Linked DNA regions of Mus musculus: all the other regions are linked to region 1. Evidence: chromatin loops called from intact Hi-C (ENCODE). Cell type or tissue: heart. All regions are shown on one strand.

The links. Hi-C counts contacts between places; a loop is a spot of excess contacts. Peaks named below come from ENCODE experiments on the same cell type or tissue, not always from the same donor. Only the 100,000 strongest peaks of a DNase experiment are listed, where the experiment ranks them.
Region 2: it touches region 1 in a loop (3-fold over the local background); 15 of 42 quality-filtered maps call a loop at or near these places.
Region 3: it touches region 1 in a loop (2.2-fold over the local background); 9 of 42 quality-filtered maps call a loop at or near these places.

Annotation. Positions count from the first base shown.
Region 1 is chr11:76,890,458-76,898,457 of GRCm38, reverse strand. It overlaps a transcript of Tmigd1 not described here. Among named protein-coding and RNA genes, the nearest start is that of Tmigd1, 7.7 kb to the left of the region's middle. In heart, CTCF peaks have their summits at 3,984 (motif pointing right) and 4,746 (motif pointing left); DNase peaks (open chromatin) are centred at 4,047 and 4,707; H3K27ac peaks cover 1,678 bases.
Region 2 is chr11:76,805,634-76,813,633 of GRCm38, reverse strand. Cpd (carboxypeptidase D) reads left to right here. Exons shown (of 21, transcript NM_007754.2): 4 at 1-151; 5 at 903-1,252; 6 at 1,748-1,939; 7 at 4,757-4,924; 8 at 7,549-7,658. Among named protein-coding and RNA genes, the nearest start is that of Cpd, 37 kb to the left of the region's middle. In heart, a CTCF peak has its summit at 2,311; a DNase peak (open chromatin) is centred at 3,983.
Region 3 is chr11:76,941,414-76,949,413 of GRCm38, reverse strand. It overlaps Blmh (bleomycin hydrolase), which reads right to left and starts at 3,758. Exons shown (of 12, transcript NM_178645.4): 1 at 3,521-3,758; 2 at 2,975-3,172. The coding sequence starts at 3,533. In heart, no CTCF peak of the experiment used is centred here; a DNase peak (open chromatin) is centred at 3,733; H3K4me3 peaks cover 1,989 bases; H3K27ac peaks cover 1,433 bases.

The sequences.
Region 1 (8,000 bases):
ACTAGGAGGGCTGCCCAAACAAGTCACTGAGAATACAACTGGAGGTTATAGAATGAAAGAAAAGGGAGGACTCCGGCTGTCACACCCTAGTGATCTCAGAGCAGCTTTTGGACCACTGCAGGCCCCCACAGGGTCAATTCTTCCTCCCAGAATCCACCAGTGCCCTCTAAACTGCTTTAGGTGATTCACAGATGTGATGTACACCTAAGATTCCAGCTATTCGAGACTGAGGCAGGTGAATTGGAAGTTTGAGGCCAGTCTGGGTGGCACAGTGAGTTCAAGGCCAGCCTTGAATGCTTAGGCAAGTTAGCAAAGCCCTGTCTGAAAATGAAAGTAAGATGCAAGTCAATAGGAGAGTGTTTGCCTCCCTGGAGGCCCTGGCTTAATCCCCTGTTTAAAAAAAGTCACGTGGCCTCCAGAATTTCTAGCTTAAGCAACTTCCCATTCCCTGTTATTAGATTGCTCATCACCAAAAACTTTAGCCCTGGAATCAAGACTTGAATTGCCACAGAGCTGTAGCTCAGTGCTATTAGAGAATATGCTTGATTCATGCCCTAGGACCAATAACAAACAACAACGAAAGCATGAAACAGAGACGTGAGGCTAGAGGGATGTTCAGCTTTTAAGAGCATTCGTTACTCTTTCAGAAGATGGGCATTCAGTACACAGCGCCCACATGGTGGCTTATAATTGTCTGTAATTTCAGTTCTAATGAATCCATTGCCCTCTTTTGGCCTCTGTGAGCACCAGGCATGTACATGGTACACATACATACATGAAGGCAAAACACTCATACACATAAAATAAAAGTAAATAAATCTTTAAGCCCCACCCCCAAATCCCTGTCTCAGGTTTCCAGAATTAGCAAGTGAAAATATAGAACACCCCCACACACTGGATATAAACTTTAGGTAAATAATACTTTGTAAACGCAGATATGTCCAGTACTATGATTAATGTGGTAGGTCATGAGAAAGTAACACTTGGCTATAAATACACCAACACTTAAAAAAAAAACAAAAAACAAAACATTGTTTCTCCAAAATGCAAATGTAGCTAGGCTCTTAATGTGACTTCCTGAACTACTATAAAATAGCCCAGAGCATTGGGAAAGCTGCCAAATCTGTATGCTGTGAGTGTGTGTGTGTGTATGTGTGTGTGTGAGAGAGAGAGAGAGAGAGAGACAGAAAGACAGACAGACAGACAGACAGACAGAGAGTCTCTCCCTCTCTGTGTGTATGTGTGTTCAGGTCGGTCTGGTACTGCTATGTATTCAGATACTTAACACTGGCCCCCAAGATCTGGTTGCAGTCCAGACAAACACATTCTCACATACACAAAGATGATGTTGTGTAAACTTTGCTCATTTTTATTCTCTGACTGGTTAAATAAAAGTGTGAGGTAGAAACTTAAGGGTTCTTTGGAGAGTCAGTTGTGTTGGATAGTGCTTTGCTGGGGTAAACGCGTGAAGGAGTGTTTTCCTGAAGTGGACACAGGTGAAAGGCTAAGGCAGGGACTCGTGAAGAAACATTTTGTTGAAGCAGTCACAAGTGAAAGGATGTTCTGCTAAAGCAAGCACGCGAAAAGATTCTTCGCTAACGACAGATATGTATTGGTCCTGTATTTGAGCTCCATTTGTCAGGACTTCATAGAGAGAAATGCACCAAAAAACTTTGGGTGGTGTGCCTTGTCGCTTCCAAGGACTCTGGCTGATTGGCGGTGTGATGTCAGCTGAAGCAAGACTCTGAGCTGAGGCTGAGCTTGGCTTGCTTAATAGAGCTAGCTGTACAACACTTGATGATCTTCACTGATCTTCACTTCGATGAGAGAGGCACAGCTGGGAACTTATCTTGGCATTCCTGCTGGTCCCTCCTATTAACTTGTTTCCAGGCTGAGGCCCGGCCGGCTGTCTCTACTAGGAATGCCACCGCTGCTGATTTGTGTTTACAATCCCAACTCGACTGAACTAGACTGCTGGTATAGCCCATAAAGTGTTTGTGAATGAATCAAGCTGCTGCTATTGACCCATGAACAACACTGCCAATATCCTGACAGCATAGATGGGAGTTGCTTCAAAGAACCATCTCTAAACAAGTCCACTAACACCCCCCATCCTGTCTTTTCCACTATCTCTGGTGGGTGATGGGCTAAAAGAGAGGTTAAAACGTTTAAGAACCATCATTAAAAATAAATTTTAAGGCTGGGCAGTGGTGGCCCAATGCCTTTAATCCCAGCACTTGGGAGGCAGAGGCAGGCAGATTTCTGAGTTCGAAGCCAGCCTGGTCTACAGAGTGAGTTCCAGGACAGCCAGGGCTACACAGAGAAACCCCCATCTCAAAAAACAAATAAACAAACATAAAAAGTTAAAAAGATTTGTTTTAATTAAAAAAAATTACAAAAGCAACTGATAGCTACTTAATGGGGAGAATAGAGGTAGATGGGGCTTCAGTTCCAGGCTGGGGATCTCAGGTAGTGACCAGGAGGGGGAAGGGAAGAGGAAGGGGGAGGGGGAGTAGGAGGGGGAGAGGGAGAGGGAGAGAAGATGGAGAGAGTGGGAGGTCCAGGATGGAGATGGGATGGACCAGGATCACATGGCTGAGAGACGCACACCCTGAGGACAGCTGGAAAACAGCCAGCTTAGCATAGAAAAATCGCTTAGGGGTAATCACCACTCAGTAACTCTGCTAAAGCTGATTAAATAAGTTGATAAGACTCTGCCTGAGTTATTGGGGGGCTCGATGGGTCACACTAAGAACTAATAGTTATTAAATAACTAACAACAACATGTGTGCGTGTGTGTGTGTGTGTGTGTGTGGTGTGGTATGTACATTTTCCTACGGAGATGGCCTCTCAACCTGAGATGAACAGACTTAGACATCATCTTACCCTCCAGTTTACTATACCAAAACCAAAATCAGTTCCTCCCATCCATCCCATCACTTTCTTCCTCTTTCCCTCTATGAATTTTGAATCTGAAGTGTGGCTGAGAACTGGCTTTTACTGGGTACCTGTCTCTTGCTGACCCATTCCTTCCTTGCTTCCACTTAAAAGGTATCCATGGTAGTTGCCATTTCACAGGCAAGGATGGTAGGTTTAATGGGCCTTGAGTTAAAGAGGACAAAACTAAGAAAGGGCGTGGCTCCCTGGTGGATCGATTGCTCCCCTAGCATGCATAAAGTCTAGGTTTTATCTCCAATATAAAAACAAAAAAACAGCAAAACCAGACCAGAAAACAAAAATACTGGTAACCCAGAAACCCAACTATACATGTTCCCAAGATATCTGTGCCCTGACCAAATCTCCTCCCTCCAGTTCATAGCATAGTAGTAACGGTGCCATTCTGATTTTATCTTTTTCCCCTCTGTGTGTATGTGTGTGTCTGTGATATATGCTTGTATGCATACACATGTACGTGCATGTGTTGAGACTATGTGTCAATATCTGGTATCTTTCTCTGTTACACTTCACCTGTTACTTTGTTTCGTTTTTAAGATAAGGTCTCCCTATGTAGCCATGGCTGGCCTAGAACTCACTGTATAGACCAGGCTGACCTCTAACTCATAAAGACCCATCTGTGTCTGACTCCCCAGGACTGGGATGAAATGCGTGTATCACTACACCAAGCTTTGCCCTGTTTTTTGAGTCAGCATTTCTTAATGAATCTAGAGCTCACAATTTTGGCTAGATTAGCTGGTCAACGAGCCCCCAGATATACCTTTCTCCTCACCCCACACATCCCTTGGGTGCACTCTGACACATCTGGTTTTGACCTGGGCACTGGAATCTAGACTTAGGCCCTCACAGTTGTGTATCAAGCCCTTCACCCACCCATGCATCTCCCTGGTCCCTTTATCTTATCGTTGACACAGGATCTCGCTATGTAACTCAGACTAGCTTCAAACTCCAAACCTGCTCCAGTCTCCATACTCTTCCTGCATTTGAAGACAAGGTTAAGAACCAAAGTAGGTGACCTTTGTGAGTGACCACTAGGGGTCACTTCGCACCCACAATGTTCTGGAGCTAGGGTTGAGATCCATCCTCACAGGCCAGTTACTGACAGGACTGGCCTACTCTGATCCAGCGGGGAAGGGATAAGTGGGAAGGAGATGGGGAAGGAAAGATGGGGACTTGAGGGGGAAGAGGCTGGGATACAGAGAGAGCAATGCAGGATGACATGAGTCCCTTAGGACAATGCCTTCTATTATCCGTGTGGATGACTGAAATGGAAAGAGAATTCTAAGACTTCCTCATCCAAAAAGGGAGAGGAAGTGGTGGTGGCACCCCCAAACAAGACGGTCCACCAACTGCCTCACCTGCAAAGTCTACTTTCCTTCTCAGTGGTCCGGCCTCAGAACTGACTGGCGCAAGCTAATGGAGCCTCAGCTTCAGGTACTATCATTTGCACAGACCTCTTTAAAGGCCCTCGCCATTAATCACTAAATGTTTGGAATCTGGTACTCTTTTCCTTAAAGGGGCCTCTCCATTAGAAGCATCAAGCCCCACGGGTCCTGGCTTTAGCCCCCACTGGCTCCAGTACAGAGGTTTGAAAGGGAGAGGAAAAGGAGGCCAGGGGTTCCAAAGGGAAGTACCCGCCCCAAGACTAACAAGGGAGGGGCTTCCTGTGGGGGTCGAGGGTTCATTCAAGGGCCAAAGACCCCAGCAGCTACTTCACTGCCAAGGGCTGATGAATTATGGGGCCATCAGAGGTGAGGGAGTCCTCCTCCTGCTGGCCTGAAGGTTCCTGTGGCTGGCAGCAGTTTGCCTGAATCTTTACAGACAGGCCTGCCCCATCCTGTTAGCTGTTTCCTGAATAAACAATAGTCTTGCCAACCATTGTGTCGATTTTGAAAGAAGGAGGGGGGAAAACCTCCAGAAGGAAAGTTATAGACTCCCTAAGCTGTGAACTTTGCAAAGGGATAAATGATAAACCAGGAAGCGACCTGCTTGTAGTTCCGGTATCTATCAGTCCTTGGTTAACCTCCATTTACCTTTCCCAACACCTGAGGTCACAAAATGCCCCAAATCCCATCCCACGGGATTTGAGATCTGAGTTCAAGAGCTTGGCTGCCTTGCCAATAATTTCCTTTTGCAAAACTAGTCATTTTCGAATTTGGTATACAGTGCAATGGGCAAATGGACCTGGTTCTGTGAGGAGTTTGTGGGGAATAGGGCACTATGGGGAGAGAGGAAGAGATAACATTCCCACATAACAGCTGGAGGCTGCCTCACTTGACTCCAGTGTCTCCCTGAGCCAAGGAGGAAGTGAAAGAAAAAAGAGCGGGTTCAAAAGAGGGTCCAGAGGCCCAGAGTCCACTAAATGGTCTGCCAGCTTTGGAGACTCCACCCCTAACAGGGTGCTCTCTGCTACAGCTTCAATAAACACCTGTCTCACCTTTTCTGTCTTTACTTCCTTTGTCCTTGGGCCTTCAACACTTTGTCCGCCTCTGGAGAGACCTAGGATATCTGGCAAGGCAGCCATGGCTCTTGGTACCATTCCATAACAAGATGGACAGTTCTGTTTGGGAGCCGTGATGGGTTCAGGGATCAAAGTTCAAGCAATATGCACAAGGCTAGGGGCAGATGACATGAGGAACCAAGGGGCTCTCTGGTTTTTAAATGAACCACAGTGGTGGAACCCGACTGGTCCCAGCAGCTGAAAGACACTGCTCAGAACTGCCTGCTTCTCTCCCAACTCCACATCCAGTGATTTTAATCAGGGACTTAAAATTGGCCAAGGTGAAAGTATTTATATAATCGAAACTGGAAACCACCACAAATCCAGGCCCTCCTCTCCAGAACTGTCAGACATTTACCAGATTGTTGTGCCACCTCTAGCACACCTAGCACCCAAACTGCCAGCAGTCTCCGTATTTGTCTATGCATGGGCACACAGAGAGCATCTGCATGTGCTCCCCATTACAGTCAGCAAGCTTCCTTGTTCTGTTACGCAGACATTTTAAGTACTTCCCTCCTTATTACATCCAGATCCCAGATAGTTATCCAATTTCTTTCCTTTATAATCTGTAATTGCCCTTGTATCATTTTTGGAGGGTGCCCTTGACCTAGGGACTACGTGCCCTACGTGCAAAACCTTCTGTGGCAATAATCCAGTCAGGATAGCGAATTACCCTGTCTTTGCACAAGTGAGTTAATATAGAGACCACCACTGACTAACACAGTATCATTCAAATGGAAACTGGGTCATAATTTGCTGTCTAGGCTCCTTTGCAATGGTAGAGACGGCTGCATTGGCCTCAGCCCTGATTGGCACATCATCTACCAAGCTCCACCCCATGTCCTGACTAGTGTTCTTCCAAAGAGCTCAAAGTTCTTGCGGAGTCCCCACATCCTGTCCCTCTAGGGCACTGAGGAGTTTTACCTGAGCATCTTTGTATCAGGAGCAGGCAAAGAGAAGTCACCTGGTCTGCTCAGGCCAGCCCCAATGATGGCTATCTCAGCATGAAGACCATTAGCTTCAAGATAAAACATGGGAAAATAGGCAGGAGGAAATGGCCACCCACATGCCCACTTCCTGCCGAGTACTGCCATAATACATAATTTGAGGTACTAGAGGTATTCAGTGGTACAATATTTGACTAGCATATGCAAATAAGTCATCACACACACACACACACACACACACACACACACACACACACACACACCAGGAGGATAGGGGAACAGTGCTGGCTATAAGGGTACACCTCTGTAATCCCCACTGTAATTGGAGGTTTAGACAAGAGGATCTTATGTTCAAAGCCAGTCTGAGTGACGTAGTGACACCCTGTCTCAGTAAACTAAAAAAACAAAACAAAACAAAACAAAATCCCACCATACAGCTCAAAAATAGTTGATTTAAAATTTTAAAACTTTAAGTCAAGTTGCACAACAAGACTTATAAGAAAAAAACCCTGACATGCTTCTGTCTGCAGCTCCCTTCTTCTAAACCTGTCCGCCAAAGCATCTCTGTGTAAGATTCTTAACTTCACTCTATAGGTCACTATCTTCAAGGTGGATTACTGCAATAATGAGTACAGTCACTTCATTTGGTTTCCGTGGTATACTTATGTCTAGAACAGTGGTTAGCACATGGTTAATATCTGTTGAAACCACACTCTCCCCTCCCATCTGTGCTGAGGTTTGAACCCAGTGCTCTAAGCTTCGCTTCCAGGCCTAATCGCTTTTTGACTTACTCATTGGCCTTCAGCTTCGTGAGACCACATTTCCATCTTAGGTCTCCAACTGCTTCAAGGTTCTGCCAAGGTTTATTAGTTCTCTGCGATGCCGTTTATGCCTTTGTTTCTTCTACCACAACTACAGATGATATCTCTGGAGTCTTAAGATTAAGATTTTTGATTTCTGAGCCAATCCGCCTGACTCAAGAGTCCACGCCCTTCCACTCTACACTGAACATCCCACAGGGATCACTTCTGGGCCAGAGTTCCTCTGCATAATTAGAGGAGACATTTTACAACAATGGCCAGTGGGAATGGAGTGTGGACTAGAGACATTCGTGGGCTGGCACCTCTCAAGAAAGAGCAGATGGAAGGTGATAGACGGGACCCTTGCTAGTTTATTAAATTATGGTCAAGTGTTAGGGTTGGGGCTGCAATTCAGTGGTAGAGCATTTCCTCATGCATGGCGTTCTGGGTTCAGTTTTCAGCACTGCATTAAGCAGAGCTCAGAGGCATCTGGAAAATGTATATGCCCTCAGCCCAAGGCCTGGATACATAGCTTAGCATAGAGCATTGGCCTAGCATGTAGAAGGCTTTGTTTGTTTGTTTGTTTGTTTGTTTGTTTGTTTTAAAGAGTTAAGAAGATAGTAAAGGTACCTGCCACCACGTCTGATGACCTGAGTTTGGTCCCCGGAATCTACATGGTAGAAGTTAAGAACCAACTGCTCTGACCCCTATTTTCCCACACAACACATATTACACACACACACACACACACACACACACACAAGCGTTTTTAAATGTAACTTTAAAAAGCTCAGATTT
Region 2 (8,000 bases), 85 kb after region 1:
GATTTGTTAAAGATTCCGTAACAGGCTCTGGGTTAGAGAACGCAACCATTTCAGTGGCTGGTATTAATCATAACATCACAACGGGAAGATTTGGTGATTTCCACAGATTACTTGTTCCTGGAACTTACAATCTTACGGCGCTTTCAACTGGGTAAAAGTTTAAGCTAGATCCTTAATTACAGTGCCAAGCCTCTCTTTAGATGTAGGATTGTCTAAGTGCTTCTCACTGAATGGGGCTTCTGTTTTTATGAGAAAGTACTATCACTGAAGTGTTTTGTCCTGTAGTCTAACAGTGTGAGGCATACTTGGAACACTAGGAGGAAGAAAGATTATAAAAGCTTTACAAAAGGTTCCGCCGTTGGAAGCATTGCCTCAGCTAGTTGAATCAGGTAGAAGCAGCCTAGGGCTCCATAGATGGAGTTGGACGACCTGTCTTCCCAGCTTTCCAGTACATTAAAGCAGTGGGTTTCATCGGTGCAAACCTTTCTGCACACTCATGTAATGAGGATTTTATTGATAACCTTTCATTCTGAGCTTTGTAATGGGAGGGAAGAGGGATGCTAATCTGATAAGGTGAGGCAAAGATGGGTAACACATGCCTTGAACATCACAGCAGCAGTTAGCTTGCCTGCCCCTTTGAATATCACAGTAACATTTTTGGCAAAACTCTAGTGTGAGATACACAGGAAGTTTGTGAAAGAAATAACTCTTTAAAGACTTAATCCAAGATTTTCTGTGAAGTAACATTCTAAGATGGCTAAATTTATACAGTTGTCTTAGCTTACATTTTGGGTTTTGACAGATCACTAACTGCAGGAGTATGAGAAAAGGTCATAGTGTTTCTATAATGTTAAAGCATCATGAGTCTTAATTTCAAGCCACCTCCCTTTCCAATTTTTAAGGTATATGCCATTGACCATTAATAATATAATGGTGAAAGAAGGGCCAGCTACAGAGATGGATTTCTCCCTTCGGCCAACTGTGATGTCAGTAATGCCTGGTTCAACTGAGGCTGTAACAACTCCTGGCACAGTTGCTGTTCCTAATATCCCTCCTGGAACACCATCCTCCCATCAGCCAATTCAGCCTAAAGACTTTCACCACCACCATTTTCCCGACATGGAAATCTTCTTGAGAAGATTTGCCAATGAATATCCTAATATCACCCGTCTTTATTCTCTGGGGAAATCCGTAGAGTCAAGAGAACTGTATGTGATGGAGATATCTGATAACCCAGGTGTCCATGAACCAGGTAACTGCATGGCTTCACGTGATCTCAGTAGTGCCTCTCAAAGCTAGTGTGTATCCCTGTGCTTTGTCCAGAAATGTCATCTGTATGCTGTGTAACTTCCATTAAAAATACCTAGTCAAAAAAGAACATGGGGCTCTGTTTCTAGTCTGTTTCCAGAAGAGAAAAATCAATTTGGTAATCCACATTTCCATGGTATTTAGTATGTTCAGAGATTGAATTCATTTAGCTGAGTTCAGTTTGGCATGTGGATATACATATATGAGTATTACCAGTCTGTCTGTGTATCTATAAGATATGCAGACATATTTTCTTTGAGCCTGCTCAGACATGTGTACTGATTAAAAGATCCTTTGTTTATGAAGTTTTTTTATGTTGGGAAGTACATGTTTACTTAATATTTTGGTTTGGAACATATATATATATTAATTAGGGGGAAAAGCAGAGTCCGTTTTACCTGAAAAGGAAAAAGTCATCTGTGTAATTATTTTGTTTCAGGTGAACCAGAATTTAAGTATATTGGAAATATGCATGGAAATGAAGTGGTTGGAAGAGAGCTGCTATTGAATCTCATTGAATACCTCTGCAAGAATTTTGGAACAGACCCTGAAGTAACAGATTTGGTTCGCAGCACAAGAATTCACCTTATGCCATCCATGAATCCTGATGGATATGAAAAGTCCCAGGAAGGTAAAGAAGAGACAGCCTAATATGTTGGTTGTTGTATAATGTCGTCATTTGGAAGAGAGATGATATTGAACTTTTTTATTCTGCTGATTTATTAATGTTTTAGCTTTTATGTACTTAGAAAATAGGGCAGACTTTTCAATACATGATGAAGCACATATATATATGTATGTATGTGTATATATGTATGTATGTATATAGTGTGTGTGTGTGTGTGTGTGTGTACTATATGTACACATGTACATGTGTAGAAGGCAGAGGTTGATGTTGAGTTCTTATTCAGGTGCTCTCCACCTTATTTTTGAGAACCCAGAGTTTGATTCAGCTGACTTGCCGGTCAGTGAACTCCAGGAATCTGCCCAACTCTGCCCCCTAGCCCTGGAGTTGCAGATGCACATTACAGTGCCTAGCTGTTTACTGTTTGAACTTTATGCTTGCATAGCACTTTACCAACTGAGCCATCTCTCCAGCCTTTCATTAAGATGTGTGTTCCTTGTTTGATTTTGCGTTTCTGTAGTGGTTATTTGTCTTCTTCGGTGTTCTCTAGAGGTACAGAACTGATAGAGAGTGTATGTATGTAAAACCATAAAAAGGGGTTCATCAATCAGATTGATGTATGTGCTTAGAAGCGAGGTAGTTCAATAATGAAGCCCTATAGTGGACCGTCTATACGTGCAAAGAACATGGTAGCTGTTCAGAACAAGAAACAGGAAGCCTGGAAACAAGGATTCAGCGGTGCTGTCCAAGGCTGAGCCCTGGCAGCTACCCGAAGTCACTGATACCAGTCCCCAGGGAAAGTCTTGAAGATGCTGGAGCCTGATTGGTGACAGTAGCAGTGGTTGCACTTGCTCTGGAAGAATGGAGCTGGCAGGCACTAGCTGGCCGCCTCCTCCATGTAGTTTTGTTCTGTCTGGGTCCCAAGCCTATTAGAGGGTAGTACACATGTTCAGGACCAGTCTTTCTTTCCCTCTTCCTCACAATTGTCTGTAACTCCAGTTCCAGGGGATCTGATACCCTCATACAGACATAATTGCAGGCAAGACAACAATGCACTTAAAAATAAGTAAATCTGTTTTTAAAAAAATGATCAATGTTTTTCCATCATACTATTCTAGATGTAAAATACCTTAAAGGTATACCCCCATAGAGTGCTTTACTAATCTTGTGGTGTCTCTATCCAATCAAGTTGACAAGTAAGACTAACCAATTTATTAAAAATAATGGAAGATTTTTTCATAAACTGTTTCATTTTAACAGTAGTTTTTATTAAACTATTATATGTGTAACCTTATTTATCACTGGAAAGTCAAAACAGATAATATTTGAAGCCAGTGGCTTCTGTACTCATCCATATTCCATCCATGCTAAGTTACTGCTTTTTCTTTTTCCTGCCTCCCCTAGGCAAGCCCATCTCTCCTGAGGCAATGCTGAAAGGGCTGGGAGGACGGGTTTACACAGGTCACCTTCTACAGAACCCTAGAGAGTAAGAATCCACCTTTTCCCAGCCCATGATTCCATAGGGAATTTTTAAATATTTTTCCCTATAAAGGTTTGATAACTTTCATCTATAATAAACTGATAATGGGTAGATTAACAGGGAAAATTAAGTTATTTATATTCAGAAACATGAGAATCATACAGGTGTAAGTCTCAGAGGAGAACTAGTTGAAATATATATATACACCTAAGCTTGGGGGTTAGGTCTGGCTGGAGAGAGGTGGTTATGGGATATGGGAGGTTGAGGGAGAGTGTTCACTGCCAGCACAGGTCGTTCTGTCATGCAGATAAAGTCTGTCAGCTGACAACTGTCTATGGTCATCTCTGTACCAGGTGTCAGATCCCCAGTCTCTATTTCAGGTATGCCTTTCCAAGGCACAAAGTAGGGTATCAGGCAGAAAAGCTTTCTTTTTATAAAAGGACAGCTTTGCAGAGCTATTCCTGTCTCTGCAGTTAACTGTAGCCAACTTGAAATACGTCCAAGCAATCTGTTTACTCTCCCTCAGCTGCTCCTAGCAGTGATCCCTCTGCAGTGATCCCTGTGAGTGGAACAGACTTCACAGTGTGAACATCCACACAGGATGGGGCAGCTCACACTGAGCTGACCCTGGGGCTCCCATTCACACAGCTCAGGTTGATCCTTACTGTGTTCAGGCTCTTGCTCCTCACTGTTGCCAGCATCGCAGATCCCTCCTGCCACCTCTAACCCTTCTGAAAGGGGGAGCCAAGTACCACGAGGGAGCCCTCCAGTGGGCCCTCCCCTCACTTGCCATTCTTCTCTCTAGTATGACAGTAATTTCGCTCTCACTCATGTAAGAGTCTACACAGTTAAGCTTGAGTTGAACTTTTTTCCTCTATTGGGTTAAATGCCCAACCGTGTTCTCTACTGACTTTACCTTTTTGTAATAATTTTAATGTCAGCACAGCACAGTTTTCTTTTTGTTGGTCTGTTTTCTCATGATGAAGCCCACCAACTTAAGGGTTGCTTATGCCATCATGTGTGTATTATAACATTTGAACAATGCCTTAGTATCATTTATATAATTAATTTTTTTTCTCTCAAAGGATACATAGAGGGCAGACACTAGAGAGAGATGATTTTACCACTTTGCTTTAAAGATCTGTAAGAGAGGTTACTTTTTTTTTTTTTTTTTTTTACAATACACAATGTACCCAAAAAAGGGGTTGGGGGAGCTGTAATTCACTCATTGGGATTGGTAGCAGTGAGCCTGAGGTGCTTGCATGTTAAGGTGGCTGACATTGTCTGTGTTATATTAAAACATAGTAAAAAGCTACCTTAAACCTTAATCTTTTATCCTGCAGGAGATTCGATCAGTGTAGTTGGCAGAAACAACAGCAACAACTTTGACCTAAACCGGAATTTCCCAGACCAGTTTGTTCCAATCACAGAACCTACCCAACCAGAAACTATCGCTGTGATGAGCTGGGTGAAGGCCTACCCGTTTGTGCTGTCAGCCAATCTGCACGGGGGTATGTACGGCAGCTCCTGTGCCACTGAGTTCATCTTGTTGAGAGCATTTGAAAATCCTGCTGAAATTGTGTCTGCTTGTATGAAGTCCTAGGCTTCCTTCAAGTGAGTCCTCTATCACCGCCTCTGTGACAGAGAACAGTTAAACCTTCTCTTCCCTTTAGGCCGATTTCCTGGCTCTCCCCTCCCTTCCCCACTCATTCTTTCTTTCGTTCCTTTTTTTTTCTTTTTTTCTTTTCAGTTGTTGTTCCTTTAGACATGTCCTCACCAGGTACCCGGGCAGGCCTAGAGCTCACTGTGCAGACCACACTGGCCCTGCCTTGCAGGGGTCTTTAGGGATCTTCCTCCTGCCTCTGCCTTCTCCCGTGCCCTTTCTCCTTCTTCCCTTTTTCCTTCCTTTTAAATTTTAATGTTATTTATTATTATGCATATACAGTGTGTGTGTGTGTGTGTGTGTGTGTGTGTGTGTGTGTGTGTGTGTGTGTACATGCCATGACATGTGTGTAGAGGTCAGAAGACACCTTTCAGAAGTCAGCTCTCTCTTCCCACTGGATTTCAGGATCTAATTGAGATTTGTGGATTTACCCACAAGTACTTTTCTTCCACTAAACCATCTCTCCCTCTTCTTCCCACTTCCTGCCTTCCCTTTTCTTGCTTTTCTCTTTTTCATATCACTCTTTCTGTAATAGTTCTTCAAGTGTTTCATCTTTATTTGTTATAGTGTTAACTAGGTACTGTACACTTTGTTATCATAAAGATCAAACATATTCTCTTATCTTCTATTTGTGCTCTCCTGCCTGAACACACACACACACACACACACACACACACACACACACACAGAGTTATTTAACTGCAGCATAATGACTTCATTCTTATTGAGGATTTGGAAATATATATGTCAGGATGACTTATCAGGAATGAGTCATTTGAACAAAATGAGAGGTCAATATTAAGAAACATCATAGGAACATATTTGAGCCAGTAGGATACCTGCCTAACATGCATGAAGCCCTGGAGTCCATGACCAGCATGTACCCTATAAACCTGGCATGGTGGCATATGCTTATAATCTCAGCACTCAGGAAAGAGAAGTAGGAGGGTCAGGAGTTCAAGGTCATCCTCAGCTACATAGTAGTTCAAGGCAGCCTAGGATACATGAGACCCTGTCTCAAAACAGATTCAAGTGAATAAGAGTGAAAGTACCAGGCTGGAGAGATGGCCCAGCAGATAAGGACACATGCCAAGTTCCATCCTCTGAACCCACATAGTGGAAGGCAGAAATGTGCTCCAGCAAATGGCCTTCTGACTTCCACACTATGCAGTAGAAAGCATAATAAGCAGACAGACAGATATAAAAGATGTGGTTCTTTAACAAACATAACTCAAAGCTTCTCCCTGATACCCACCATTGCTTTTTTTCTCTCATGCAAAGCATGCGGTGAGTGATGGCCTTTTCACACTTGAAAGCATCCCTTTCTTCACTTTGAGTCACTTCACTGTTGGTACTTCCTTAGACCATAAGACATTTTTAGGATTTTTCTGTGCAGACCAGGCTGGCTCTGCCCTTAGTTGCTTAACCTGTTTTAGAGAACACGTAATTGGCCTTGCTTAATAAATTTCATGGCGCTTTCTTCCATCTTACCTTTTCTGTTGCTGTGATAAAACACCTTGACAAACACTACCTAGGGGAGAAGGGGTTTATCTCGGCCCACAGTTCTAGGAAGCAGAGAATGGTAAGTGATTGAGCTCGGGTAGCTTCCTGGCAGTGGGGCCTAGGGAATGGTGTGCTATGCCCCAATTCTGTGGGAAAACCCAGGAGAGCTCAAGAACTTCAAAGTTTGTTGCAATTTTCGTAAGAGTCTTTTATTTTTATTACTCAGATCGCAAACCTCCCCACAGCGTAGGTCCGGAGTGGGCCCCCAAGCTCGAGTGTTTAGCTCTTATATACAGCATAGTTAGAAATTCTTTGAATGCTTAGGTTGATGAGGTAAGTGAGGTAAGTTATAACTCAGACACGATACCATTTGATAGGGTGGAATCGCGAGGATCAGAGGGGGATTAAAGATTGTCTTTTGTGGGGCTATCAGGAACTAGTTTTATGGTCAGCCAAAACTGTCTGTGACCTCTGATTACCTCTTTTCTAAGATTTAAGCGTGGGACCCTAATCTCCTTTCGTGAAGGATAGGCACAGCCGCACCTGGTTGTCTGGGAGGGTGCTAGCCTAGGTGCCACTGAAGCTGAGGAGTTTTCTCATTTGTCTCACTCAGGCTGGCACCCGTGGCTCCTTGAGTCCTCTCGAAACAGCCAGGAAGGTGGAAAGAACCCCCACCTTTGCTTCAAGGTGGGAGAGGGGCAGGGGTAGGGGGAAGCAGAGCTTCCGAGGGAAACTGCAGAGGCAAGCCGCAGAAGCAAGCCTCACTATGCTTGCTGTGGGAGAGCCTAGTGGGAAGTGGGACTTCTGCAAGAGAGTGCAGCTAGGTGCTGCCTCCTGTCACAGTTAACATAATCTCCCAGGTGGCTCTAGAGCCTATCACAAACCTTCCAGTTCTGACTGTATTGTGAAAGCCTGGTTTTGCATAGCTGATCCATTTTGAAACAGTGCCTTTTCCTGTTTTCCTTGCAGGTTCCCTGGTGGTTAACTACCCTTATGATGATAATGAGCAAGGAGTTGCCACGTACAGCAAGTCACCAGATGATGCTGTATTTCAGCAAATAGCACTTTCTTATTCCAAGGTACACTGGAAAGTTAATTCAGTAAAAACTACCTTAAAGCACTTGGGTCAGATGCTCTCTCTCGTAGCTAAGACACTCTGGGCTCCTTACTTCTTTTCTCCTCCTGTTTCTCATCTCACTTCTGAACACTATAGCTCTTTTTCCATTAGCTCTTAAACTCAGTCATGTATTTTATCTGTGGTTTTTAACTCAGCACCTGGAACAGAATGTCAGCTTGATACATATTTAGTTTATAAGCCCAATAAAGTTGGCTAAAGCAGAATTGATGCATTAAGTTAAATGTTTTTGCCATACAGCCACAACCATACTTTACAAATAGTCCATGTAGCCAGTTTTTACTAC
Region 3 (8,000 bases), 51 kb before region 1:
TAGAGTACATGATGTCCAAAAGGACACAGAGGGTAAAGACACTTTGTTTTTTTTTTTTTTTAAGTTCTTCATAAGACATTATTAGTAAGGTGGGGAAAAGTTTTCTTCTTGACAGTGCTGAAACTGGTGAGAACTTGGAAAAATAAGCATCCTGCTCCTGGACAGAGAGCTAAGGAGATACAGTCACCTGAGCTTGATATGAGAACAAAACCTTAGTTTGGGGCTGGAGAGATGGCTCAGTGGTTAAAAGCACTGACTGCTCTTCCAGAGGTCCTGAGTTCAATTCCCAGCAACCACATGGTGACTCACAACCATCTGTAATGGGATTTGATGCCCTCTTCTGGTGTGTGTGAGTACAGCTACAGTGTACTCATATACATAAAATAAATAAGTCTTTTTTTAAAAAAAACTTAATTTGGAATGAACAAAAACCTTAAATTGGAATAGCACTCATCCTACAGTGAGTGCTAAGCTTAGCATAAGCTATTTTCTCAATAATGAGTTGTTGCATTTTAAAGGAGGTATTTAACTAACTGGGTTATATAAACATTTAAAGACAAATGATAAGTTTGGAAGGAAGGAAACAGGAGGATCACTTCAGCCAAAGAGTTAAAATATGATAATTTAAAAATTGAGACATAAATTTTAAAAACAAAACAAAGCAAACAACCAAGTACTTTCTTCTTAAAAATCATGGTAAGGACAACAAAGTCATGCTGAGAAGTACCACTGTTCCAGGATGGAGATGCTGCTCAGTTGGCAGAATGCTTACCTAGCATGCAATAAACCCTGGATTCATCCTCAGCACTGCATAAGCTAGACAGGGCAGTACATGCCTGTGATCCCAACACTGGGAAGTGGAGGCAGGAGGAGGCTATGCCACAGAAGGGCTGTTTCTCTACCTTCCCACTCAGTTTCACAGCTCTACACCCTTCATATGCCCCTGGCCACCAGAATCTCTGCTATCCTTAGATCCTAATGTTCAACCACAACACACCACCATTCCTCCATTTAGTATGTTCCTGATACAACAAAGTTCTAACCGCATACATGATGGCGTCCCTGAAGATTTTATGACAAGCATTAAGAACATAATCATCTTTTCATTTGCCCCTGTAAATGCATAGTCAGAGCTTCTGCAATTTACCGCTTTCTATATCCACTTGAGTTTTTAAAGGTCTACTTCCAATGACACCCACCACTAAGTGAGGTCATGTCTTTAGGACATTCAAGTATTTTGACTTTCAAAACAGAGGAATCTAACCCCTGTAAGCATTCCACACTAGTGAAGACTAGGGTAACTCCAGAGTGCCGCCTTTAACAAAGCATAGCTGCACTGCAGGAGAGGCTAGAAAACGCTGAGAGCCTCTGTGAGGCCTTGGATTAAGGGTAGCACTCTCCTGGAGGAAAATTTAAAGGGAAAATTTTGACATACTTGGATATAATATTTTCACAGACATGAAACCATGTCTACAACACATGGTCAAATGAGAAGGTTTATAAAAGGCACACATAAAAATTCTTAGTTTGCTCTTATATGAAGAGCACTCATACAGAGGATAAAGACTTGATGGATAAACAGAAAAAAACACCTCCCTCCTGGTAGGCTACAGATTTTCTACACTGAACAAAAGTGATTTTGTAACAAAGAAAAAAATTAAATTGTGTTTTTTAATAGAGTAATTTTTGTTTTAGGCTTATCTGTACACTGCCTCTCTCCTGCACACCATTCCTATTTCTGCTACTTCTTGGTGAGCTATTTAGATGAATATTTCACAGAAGTATATTACATCACCCATGTACTATGCTCATGTTCTACTAGTATTTGGAGTAACATGATCTATCACATAAGACCACCTGCCCGATTCCAGATTAACATTTCCAAGCTTACCCTAAGAGACTGCGATCAGGCCATGTTAAGATTATTGTGACATATTAACTAGATCATCTGACAGACCACACATCCCAAGTCCTTCTGAATGAAGGCCTGTGAGTGCTAAGTAAGAACTTTCTGCTACATAATAAGATTATTGCAAGGTCATAATTTTTTTCCTTTAAAATTTAAAAATCAAATTTTCTATGGTATAATTGACTCACAGCAAAATAATACCCATGTTAAATGTATCCTTTGAGCTTTGAATTGCCTTAAGTAGCAATAACATATTTTCTGTCAATACACATAGACTTGGAGTAGTTTCCAAATAAGGGGAAAAAAAATGCAAGGTCCCTTTGGTTCAATTTTTTTGAGACTATTTCTCCTGTTTGGATTCCTAGATAACCAATCTCTCAGTGTAGATGTATTTTCAACAGTTGTAACTGGACAGCAGACAGCAAAACAACAATTCTCAGCCAGCAAGGAATGAGAACTCAAAATACTACAAAGTAACTACTGACAGGAACTATGAGAATAGCAACTCCAGCTGCAACCACAGAGCATATTTAAAAATAGCCGGTTACAATCTGTTGTAATCACTTTATGTTTTTTTCTATTTTATACATTTGGACTTTAGGGCAATTCTGGGACATCTCCTATGGTATGGATATTTTTCCATTAATTATTAATTATTTGGCACAGGCCAAATCTGTTAGTACATAGCTCATCTTTTGCTTTAGGTTTATCTGTCTGCAACTTGATAAGCTGTTTCTCTCTTCTGCTACTTCTAGATGAACTGTTAAGATTAAAACTGCACGAGAACAAACCGCACACATCCAACATCACATAATATCAAAACATGATGATATGCATTCAAAGACCACCATCTGTCACGTTAGGAAACAAACTAAATGCTAATAGGCCACAGAACACTGAAGCCACCACACAGGTGATGTTCTTGGGCCTGCCCTTTTCTAGTGCCTATTCTCTGGCTTACTACAAGTTCTGTCAATGCTACAAAGCTCTGTTATCCCAGGGCCATTTTTAGGACAACAAAATGTGCTGCTGTCAATAAAGTAGGCAAGAAGTCGTAGACCTCACCAGAGCTCTTCTGGTTGGTGACTGGCTTGCCTTCCTGAGGCACAACGTGTTGAAACACATGCTGAGCACCCTGGACCGTGGCCCTCCTCAGACATATGTCCAGCAGATCGTGGGTGGTCCCGACATTCTGGGCAAGTACGAACTGAGGGTCAGAATTTAGTTTCTGGATCAAAGCAGATACCTTCTCCGAATTTAGTCCTGTGGGAAGATCAAACGCCATTATAATTATATCCCCTCCCAAAGAGGCTGACGGGGACAGCTTTAGGATAGGGTCACCGTAGATCCTAGATTTAACTTCGCAAGAGCATCCTGCAGAGTGCTGTACCAGAAAGCCCTCTCCCGGCATCCTCCCCGCGTGATGTCGTCTCTCTCCTGGTGCTCTCCCACCCTCCCGGAGGGCTACATCCCGGCCCTCGCCTAGGTCCGTCCCCCCCTCCCCACCCACCCCCATCCCATCCCACGGCCTTTCACGCCGCCGGGCCTCACGGGTCCGCCGAGCCCGGGAGAGGACCCGGGAAAACACTCGTGGTACCAGCGGTGCCTCACCTGCGTTGTTCATGGCGCCCAAACTGCTTCGTGGAGGAAACGTTAGTTTTCAGGGTTTTCAGGTGAGCTCTGGGGTTACACTACAGTCCGCTGCCTAGCTGGCCGGACCTGGTTCTCGCACCCTAAGCGCCGGAAGAAGGAAACCCGCTCAATGGTGGCCGAGAGAAACGGGGTCCGCGGAGGGACAAAACTCCCCCCTCGCGTTGCTGAGTCAGCGCCATCGGGGCTAGCCCCGCCCGGGGGAGGGCCGACAGGGGCGGCCTTTCAGACTCTGGGGCCCGCACCTCGGCCCGGGAGCGGCAGGGCGAAGCCACCCACGATTGCAGCCCCCACTGCCAGCATTGCTCACTCTTCGCCTCGGCTGCGCCCTCCGCCATCTGTGATCCCTCTTCCTGGCTTCAAGGGCGCCCTCCCGGGATCCCAAGCTCCTAGAGGAAGGAGGCTGAGGGTTCCGTGCTGATGAACCCAGATCCCTCACTGTCTAGCATTGGGGAAACTGACGCTTAGAACTCCTTTGAGAAGCCAGAGGAGGTTTTGTGAAGTGAAAAGGAAGTAAGGGACCCAAAATTAGCCATGGGACGGCAGATCTCAAGAAATCCACCCAAAGGCTTTTCCTGTAGGCACTTAGCTGACCAATCTGTTCATCTTTTTCAATTGCAACTTGTTGCTTAGAGTCTAGTGAGAACAAAGTTCTTGTATTTGAAAGGATTTTGGAACCAATCTCTTTCCCACCCACCCATAAGCTACTACCACGGTTCTACAAATACACATCTGCTCATTTCATCTACACATTCTGGGCTTCGCAAGGCTCATGAGTGGTTCCTATTGAGCCCAGCTTGGGCTAAGGAGAATGATTACGTCAATTTTATGCTTTTTTTTTTTTTTTTTTTTTTGCTAATATCTACAAAACCTGTAAATCACACACACACACACACACACACACACACACACACAGAGTCTTCGAGATAATTAATCAGTTTTTCAAGACGGGGCGGGAGAGTCCACTGCATAATAAAATAAGTACAAATGCACACTGTAGCCTTACTATTCAGATTTTCCATGGAGCCTAAAACCTAAGTCTTAAATTGAAAATCACCCATGGTTCAGAGGAATTCTGATGTCTGGAAAGTGCCACATGCAGACAGCCATCTGTCACTTGAGAATTCAGTCTCTGTGTCCCTGAGAGACTTAGCTAAAGACCTGCAATTCGACATAGCAACCATCTCCAAGGGAGCCCATCAACTACCCTATCCTGTGGGGCTTTTTTTTTTATTTTTTCCATTTTCTGAAGAAAAAAGAAACAAGCTACAACTCATGCTGAAAGAAATCATGGGCCCTTTCACCAAATAAATAAATAAATAAACAAACAAATAAATAAACAATAAAAATGATGTTCAAACTTCCTGCCCAATTGGACTCAGCCCAAAGAATAAAATTGTATTCAACATTTGTGGTGTAACAGGTCCTCAGCAAGTTTCTGCTGATATAAAAAAAATTAAAAACTTTAATCTTGTCATCAAGAGACTCATGATGTGGGACTGGGAGATAGCCCAGCAGATAAAAGCACTTGCTGATGATCTTCCAGGGGACCCAAGTTCGGGTCCCAACACTCAAGTCAGAAAACTGTAAGTCCAGTTCCAATGGGTCCAGCCAACACTTCCTTCTGGCTACCATGGGCACTCATCCCATGTGCACACCTATACACAGAGACATACACATTCAAAACAATTAACGTGGGAAAGACATGCAACAGAACCTATGCTATCTCACAGTAGTGCTATATAAGTAGTAGCTAGCAGTGAGAGCCAGACGCTAGAAAAACAGAGGTGATAAGGCTGGGCTCAAGAGTAGAACACTTGCTTAGCGTGCACAAGGACCCTGGATTTAGCCCCCAGCCCCACAAAAAGAAAAGGGGGACAGGTGGTGATAACTTTGAAGAGTGAATGGAATTTTACGAGACAAAGAGTGAGAGAGAGGGCACTCAAGGTAACAGCAAAGGCAGGAGGCGTGGGAGCGCATGACAAGATCAGCTGTAAGCCTCCCTGCGCCACAATTTGATGTGGTTCAAAGCAAGAACTGGGATGAGATCAGAGGCAAGGCGCAGGACCAGGAAGGTGGGTTTGGGCTGGGATATAAAGGCTTTTATATGCCACACCTGAGCATCTGGACTTTATTCTATGCTTAATTAGAAGTCAAAAATAGGTTTAAACAAAGGAGCCATATTCTCAGATCTGTGCAAAGAAAGATCTGGTGGCTACGGGGAGGGGAGAGATTCTGGAGACAGGGGAATTAGTCAGAATGCTGTTATAGTAGAACACTTGGAAGATAACAACAGCCTTAATTGTGGAGCGTGAAGAAGCATGGCTAACCTCAAAGCTCTCTGTTGAACTAGAAAAGGTAACATCACTGACCAAGACCCAGCTTTTAAATACATTGGCTTTAACCCCATAGGGGATCATGAAACTGGTGGTGGGATTTGGGTTATGAAAATTTGCAACAGGGCTAAAGAGATGGCTCATCAGTTAAGAGCACTGGCTGCTCTTCCAGAGAACCTGGGTTCAATTCCCAGCAACCACATGGTGGCTCACAATCATCTGTTCCATCTCCAGGGGCCTGATGCTTTCTGGCCTCCATGGACTCTCTGATGTGGTACAAAAACATGCATACAAGTAAAACACCTGTACACATAATAAAAAAGCAACAACTAGCTGGGCGTGGTGGCGCACGCCTTTAATCCCAGCACTCGGGAGGCAGAGGCAGGCAGATTTCTGAGTTCGAGGCCACCTGGTCTATAGAGTGAGTTCCAGGACAGCCAGGGCTACACAGAGACACTCTGTCTCGAAAAACCAAAAAAAAAAAAAAAAAAAAAAAAAAGCAACAACTAAAGTTTTATTAAGTTGGCAATTGTAAAAGGTTTCTGAACATGTGATGACTAAACTTCATTCACAATTCAGCACTCGGTGAATCTGACATATGTCTGGCAACACTGAGCCTGTGTTGCCTCATCAGGCATCACTGCAGCCTGGTATGTGAGTGCAGGATATGAACACTGGCCTGTGTATACTGTCACACCAAGCAACACCAACGAGCAATGTCTGAGACACCTCAGCAATATATCATCTACATTGTCTACTACGAATTGCAGTGTTTTATTGTATATGCAAGATGCTCTTCTCTTATAAAAATATAGAGGCGTAGTTAAAAAAACATTTTAAATATGTCCCATCATCATTTTCTTCATGGAAGTGTCAAATTAGTACATGGTTAGATTTTTATTGTGTGAAAATGTTTGATTTTAAAGATTGCTGTTTGAGCTGCTGACTTGTGCTTCATATAAAAAGATCATTAGATGACCTTCAGCTTGGGATTAAGAGAGAATTCCCGACACTTTCTGACTGTTTTCATGAGATCTTCCTACCTCTGCCTGGGAGGAAAGGTACGCGTTACCATGCCTGGCTCTAGAGCAATTTCTTTTCTTTTTTTAAATATTTCAATATTGACTTGTTTGTTTATTTAAACATTTCAGCATTTTTAAATTATATTTATTTTTCTTTAATGTGCATTGGTGTTTTGCCTTCACGTATGTCTGTGCTGTGTGAGGGGTTAAGATCTTGGAGTTACAGAGAGCTGGGAACTGCCATGTAGTTGCTGGGAATTGAACCCGGGTTCCCTGGAAGAGCAGTCAGTGTTCTTAACCACTGAGCCACCTCTCCAGCCCACAGCAATTTCTAAAATGACCCTAAATGTGCTTTTCCCATTTGTCATATGTGTGCATGTGTGTGCACATGCAGACCCTCTGCACAAATGCCCTCATCTGCTAAGCCAGCTCACTGGCCAACTTCTGCCGTTTTTCATTTTCTACACTTATGCAAAGCATTACTCTCAGAGTTAGAGAGAATAAAACCAAACTATTGATCAACTCTAAGAAACGCTGAGGATGCTTTGTGCCCTGCAATATCGAGTATTCAGGCAAGATTTAATTCTTCTGTAAAGATAAATAGGCTCCTCCATCTCATTAGTATGAAATTCACCTTGGCCTTATATGCATGCCAAAGAATTGCATTAAAATAAGTTTGTGGTTTATTAGCAATCCCTTAGGGGCACATAAAAAGTACTTAAGTGACTAGGGGTTGTGTGTGGGAAAAGTTTAAGAAACACTGAACCAAGGGAGGGACCACGGAAAACTCAGCATATTTGGGGAACTCTATTTGAACCATGACAACTCTGGGGGTTCCTACAGGAAAGGAAAGACAAGAAGTCCAGGAGACATATGAAAAGTCTAGAAATAGGTAAGACACACCAGGCTGTGACCATGGAAGGTCACAGCAGACTTGAACCAAAAAGATGAGGACTGAGGTCAGCCAGTAACCTGGGCCTCAGCATATAGTTGCACAAGGTATTCAGGTCACATGGGGTTGCAGACCAGTGTAAGCTCTGTTTGCTGAGGCACATACCCTGGCCCAGGGCTGTGCCAATCAGG